2 separate regions of the Homo sapiens genome follow, and region 1 is linked to region 2. Evidence: chromatin loops called from intact Hi-C (ENCODE). Cell type or tissue: endothelial cell of umbilical vein. All regions are shown on one strand. Links, peaks and the distances in the headings refer to the core of each region. The heading gives the core; the rest is flanking DNA. Region 1 overlaps LOC124903854 (a long non-coding RNA gene). Region 2 overlaps FBLIM1 (filamin binding LIM protein 1).

The links. Peaks named below come from ENCODE experiments on the same cell type or tissue, not always from the same donor. Only the 100,000 strongest peaks of a DNase experiment are listed, where the experiment ranks them.
Region 1: it touches region 2 in a loop (4-fold over the local background); 4 of 110 quality-filtered maps call a loop at or near these places.

Annotation. Positions count from the first base shown.
Region 1 is chr1:15,593,865-15,596,771 of GRCh38, reverse strand. LOC124903854 (a long non-coding RNA gene) reads left to right here. Exons shown (of 3, transcript XR_007065483.1): 2 at 788-922. Among named protein-coding and RNA genes, the nearest start is that of AGMAT, 10 kb to the right of the region's middle. In endothelial cell of umbilical vein, for the core only: a CTCF peak has its summit at 1,467 (motif pointing left); a DNase peak (open chromatin) is centred at 1,461; H3K27me3 peaks cover 8 bases.
Region 2 is chr1:15,759,288-15,762,194 of GRCh38, reverse strand. The region is part of intron 1 of FBLIM1 (filamin binding LIM protein 1); the gene reads right to left. Among named protein-coding and RNA genes, the nearest start is that of FBLIM1, 1.9 kb to the right of the region's middle. RefSeq lists an enhancer at 647-1,591. In endothelial cell of umbilical vein, for the core only: no CTCF peak of the experiment used is centred there; a DNase peak (open chromatin) is centred at 1,434; H3K4me3 peaks cover 2,312 bases; H3K27ac peaks cover 2,500 bases.

The sequences.
Region 1 (2,907 bases), core at 311-2,810, 170 kb after region 2:
ACTGGGTGCCAGTCCCAGGTTGTCACCTGTACTTCTTGCAGACTCGCTATAAATTAGAAGTTCCCACCATTCCCTCCTCTCTGGGTTTGATCATCTGCTAGGACAGCTCACAGAACTCAGAACGGTCTACTAACCAGATTGCCATTTATTATGAAAGAATATAACAGGAACAGCCAGTGGAAGAGCTGCATAGGGCAAGGAACATGGGAAGGGATCTGGAGCTTCCATGCCCTCCTCAGGCACGCCACCCTCCCCGCAGCTCCGTATGTTCACCAACCTGGAAGCTCCTTGAACCCCATTCTATCAAGATTTGATGAAGGTTTCATTACATAAGCATGAGTAACGAAATGATTGATCATTGAGCTTTTTTTTTTTTTTTTTTTAGAGACCCAGTCTCTAAAAAAAAAAGAAGAGAACAAATACTTTATCAAACCATTTATGTTATACTATAGGAAATGTATCATACATGCTTTATTTGTATGAGATGTCTATATCTGCACTTCAAGCATTAATTCTTACCTTCCAAAAGTGCTTAATAATGTTTTTCTGGGTTTAATTGCCTAGCACAAGTTGGCTTATATTTGGATTTGTCTAAACAGCATTTTTCTACATGTCCTTGACCTTTGTGCACTTTAGAACCTTGGTTTTAAGCTACAGTCCTGTTAATCATCAATTATCAAGTATTCATTCTTACTAATAACTTGAGTCAGATCTATGTACCCAGAGCATATAGTTCATAATTAATAATTAGCTCTTGCATTTGTCTAATGCTTCCTTCCTCTCTAAGGACCAGGTTGATGGTGAACATCATCACTGGAAAGTCAGGAAAGGTTATAGTCCCTACTTTGCAGAGGAAGAAGGACTACTCAGAAGCAGCTGACCTCCTTGGGCAAAGCGAAATGCCATCTAAAAGAATGCATAGGTGACTGGCTGGGGCTTGAAAGAAATCTGAATATTTTCTTCAATAAAAAATTAAATGAGGGCCGGGGGCGGTGGCTCATGCCTGTAATCTCAGCACTTTGGGAGGTCGAGGCGGGTGGATCACGAGGTCAGCAGTTCGAGACCAACCTGACCAACATGTGAAACCCCGTCTCTACTAAAAATACAAAAATTAGCCAGGCATGATCGCGGATGCCTGTAATCCCAGCTACTCAGGAGGCTGAGGCAGGAGAATCGCTTGAACCTGGGAGGCAGAGGTTGCAGTGAGCTGAGATTGCACCACTGCACTCCAGCCTGAGTGACAGAGTGATACTCCGTCTCAAAAAAAAAAAAAATTAAATGGTACACAGATGACATTATGATACCCATTGTATAATAAAACTGTTGAGATTTCAGGATGAAATTACATTGACTAAATTTTTTTCCAGTGATTTAGGAGGTGACATAAACTGTGTCACCTGACTAATTGAAGGAGAACTCTGTCCATTTCCTGAATTATCTTTTTTCCTTTGTTAGATCATCAAGTAGAAGTTTTCTGTGCCCTCTCCTGGCTTGATTCTGAAACTGCATAACATTCAGCCTCACTGGGTGGGTCTCTGAGATAAATTCATGCTCTCCCCTTCCTCTCTCCTGCCCATAGGAGGCTTATTTTATTTTATTTTATATTTTATTTTATTTTATTATTTTTTGAGATGGAGCCTCACTCTGTTGCCCAGGCTGGAGTGCAGTGGCACCATCTCGGCTCACTGCAACGTCTGCCTCCCTGGTTCAAGCCATTCTTGTGCCTCAGCCTCTCCAGTAGCTGGGATTACAGGCATGTACCACCACGCCCAGCTAATTTTTTTTTTTTTTTTTTTTAAGTAAAGACGGGTTTCGCCATGTTGACCAGGATGGTCTCAAACTCCTGGCCTCAAGAGATCTGCCTGTCTTGGCCTCCCAAAGTGCTGGGATTACAGGTGCACACCACCCCACTGGGCTAATTTTTCTATTTTTAGTATTGATGGGGGTTTCACCATGTTGGCCAGACTGGTCTCGAACTCCTGACCTTAAATGATCCACCCGCCTTGGCCTTCAAAGTGCTGGGATTACAGGCGTGAGCCACTGTGCCTGGCTTTTTTTTTTTTTTTTTTTTGAGAGGGAGTCTCACCCTGTCACCCAGCTAGAGTGCAGTGGCGAAATGTTGGCTCACTGCAACTTCCACCTCCTAGGTTCAAGCAATTCTCCTGCCTCAGCCCCCCAAATAGCTGGGACTACAGGCATGCACCACCACACCCAGCTAATTTTTTGTATTTTTAGTAGAGGCAGGGTTTCACCATGTTGGCCATGCTGGTCTCAAACTCCTGACCTCAAAGGATTGGCCCAACTCGGCCTCCCAAAGTGCTGGGATTACAGGCTTGAGCCACCGTGCCCAGCTGATAAGTGTGTAACTTTATAGGCAAAGTGAATAGAATACTGGGGATTTTGACAAGCTTTAATGTCACAAAGATTTTTTTTTTTTTTTTGAGTTAGAGTCTCGATCTGTTGGCCAGGCTGGAGTGCAGTGGTGTGACCTCAGCTCGCTGCAACCTCCACCTCCCAGGTTCAAGCAATTCTCCTGCCTCAGCCTCCGGAGTAGCTGGGATTACAGGCGCCTACCGCCATGCCCAGCTAATTTTTGTATTTTTAGTAGAGACAGTGTTTCACCATGTTGGCCAGGCTGGTCTCGAGCTCCTGACCTCAAGTGATCCACCCGCCTCAGCCTCCCAAAGTGCTCAGACTACAGGCGTGAGCCACCGTGCCAGGCCACAAAGATTCTTTGCTTGGCCAAACTTTAGCACCCCACCTGGCTTTTTGGCTATAAATTCCCACTTGCCATGCCGTTGTAAACCAAATAATGTCTGAGACAGGTCTCAGACAAGTTTATTTTGCCAAGGTTGAGGATGTGTCTGGGAAAGACACAAGCTACAGTGGTATCTGTGGCCTGCGCTC
Region 2 (2,907 bases), core at 223-2,722:
ATCGCTTGAATCCTGGGAGGCGAGGTTGCAGTGAGCTGAGATTGTGCCACTGCACTCCAGCCGAGGTGACAGAGTGAAACTCTGTCTCGAAAAAAAAAAAAAGAAAAGCATAAATCAGAGAGCATGGTGGCACCCTGATACCCTGATGTCAGGAAAAGGACATTATTTCCCATCTCTCAGGTAGTTCCTGCTGACAGTAGTCCCTGTGGCCAAGGCTGAGGTGGGGCCATGGGTGGGAAAGCTGGGAGTCCAGTGAGCACATCAGTCCTCAGCAGGCACCCAATGCCTGTGCCCAGGGCTAAAAATGTCCCCTTTTCTATCTCGCTCTTCAGGCTTCCCTCCTTATCTCAAAGTGCACTGGCCACTTTGGGTTCACAGCGACTGATGGATGATAATAAAAACAATAACACGTGCTCCTAAATTCCCTTAAGTTGTTTGGCTAAAATACATAGCTCAGTCTGACAATAAAATATCTATTCTGAGGAAGAAACCAATATATTAGGAAAGAGCTTCAAAACTTATTTTAAAGTACTTGTCTTTTGCTTCTGGGTTTGGAAATGATGTCTGGAAGTACGTATGCTTAGGCTGGCTGTCACGGGCTTTAGTTTTACACTTTGTTATAAGTTTAAGAATCTATTTTTGTCAACAATGTTCAGAGTACATGTGAGATTTAAAGAAATACCAAACGACTTGCTGATAAGGCACTTGTTTCGTGCCAGGCCCTGTGCCAGGTACTATATGTGCCTCAAAACCCACCAGCCTCTCAATCTAGCTGCAAGAAATGCCCATCCTGCCCCCACTTTGCAGATGGACCCTGTGAGGTTCCAAGAGGTTAAGTGACTTTCCCAGGCCATCCATGGCACTCGGAATTCTAATGGAACATCATCCAAAAGTGTGTCCCCAGACACGCTTTTCCTTCCTTGGGTGGCACAAAGTCGCCCAAGTTCCCAGGCCTGTTCTCACTCTACAATGGCCCAATCCAGACCAGAAATCTTGTGGTCGGCATGTTCCGGGCTGGTCCCCAGGGGCTGCTGTGGGGCTTCGGGATGGCCCTCTGCCTCCTCCCACCCAGCCCTGACCCTTCCTACACTCCTCCGGGAAGTCGGATCTGCCTGGCTTCTCGGAAAATGTCCAGCACTGAGGCCAGATGTTCACAGCTGGGCAGCCCCTATACCTCCCAAGCAGTGACTGCAGGGACCTCAGGCCCCAGGGGGTCTAAGCTGGGGAGTTTCAAAGCCCTGTCAATCCCATCGGGAGAGGGAGCCCCGGCTTCCCTCCCGTCCCACTGCCACCGATTCAGCTGGGAGCAGGCTGTGTGTAAGTTCCCTGGGGCCATCTCCCAGTCAGCTGTGCCCAGGGGACCCTCCGCCCCCACTCTTCCTCCCCCAGAGAGCGAATCACAGATCCAGTTAGATAAGTGGAGAAAAGTGGGAACAAAGGGAAGGAAAGTCATTTCCTGTCCAAAGGAAGGAAGGAGGCAGGGATCCAGCCAGCCACCCAGACCAGCTAGAGGCTGCAGCCTTGGGGCAGAGAATGTGCAGCTCAGGGGGGGTCACCCCCACAGTCCTCCTTCCTACTCCTTGTTCCCTACAAAGAAAAAAAAAAACAAAAAAACCTCTGGGGCCACCTCTAAGCTCTGTTCTTTTTTTTTTTTTTTTTTTTTCTGAGACAGAATCTTGCTCTGTGGCCGAGGCTGGAGTGCAGTGGCGCAATCTCAGCTCACTGAAACCTCCACCTCCCAGGTTCAAGCGATTGTCCTGCCTCAGCCTCCTGAGTAGCTGGGACCACAGGCACACGCCACCACCCCTGGCTAATTTTTGTATTTTTGGTAGAGACAGGGTTTCACCATGTTGACCAGGCTGGTCTCAAACTCCTGACCTCAAGTGATCCGCCCTCCTCGGCCTCCCAGAGTGCTGGGATTACAGGCTTGAGCCACTACACCCGGCTTAAGCTTTGTTATTTATTTATTTATTTTGAGACAGAGTCTCATTCTGTGGCCCAGGCTGCGCAGTGGTGCGATCTCGGCTCACTGCAACCTCCGCCTCCTGGGTTCAAGCGATTCTCGTGCCTCAGCCGCCGAATAGCTGGGATTACAGGCGCGCGCCACCACACCCGGCTAATTTTTGTATTTTTAGTAGAGACGGGGTTTCACCACGTTGGCCAGGCTGGTCTCCAACTCCTGACTTCAGGTAATCCGCCCGCCTCGGCCTCCCAAAGTGCTGGGATTACAGGCGTGAGCCACCGCTCCCGGCCAGCTTTGTTCTTTAATGACCGGATAAAGCAGTCTACCTTTGGGTACGGAATTAAATTTAGGCAGAAGTGGCGGGGTGTGCCCCAACCCCTCCCACCCTGCAACTTAGGGGAGGGGTTCCCTCAACCTCTTTCCCACCCCAGGGAAACAGAGGAGGTAGAGAGCTGGGTTCACACGCGGCCCCACTTCTTTCCTGCGGGGTGACCCCGAATAGGTCACAGAAACTCTCTGGCCTCGTTTTTTCATAAAGTGAGAATGAGTGTGTCCCTAGGGCGGCTGAGAGGATATATAAGGAAAGAAGACTCAGGGTCTAGGCCCTTGGAAGGTGCAAAGAGAAGGACAGCTGGTTAGGCAGCAGCTGAGAGGGAGAAGCAGCCCGGGGGCTGGGCTCGGCTGGGGGTGCCTCCAGGACCCGGACAGAACCTACAGCGTCATTAAGAGCAGGAATCTGGGCGCGGCCCCAGCCTCTCCCCGGGGTCCTCAGGCTTGGGTGGGAGGTGAGGGGTAGGGGCCGACGCCAAGATCATCCCAGGGCACACACCTGGGTATCGCCCATCTCCACACCTTCTCAGCCCCCGACGGGCGCGTGAGGCCCAGAGAGGAGCAGCCCCGGGACCCGTCCCTCCCCTTGCCTGACCCTGGCTAGGAAAAGGGGC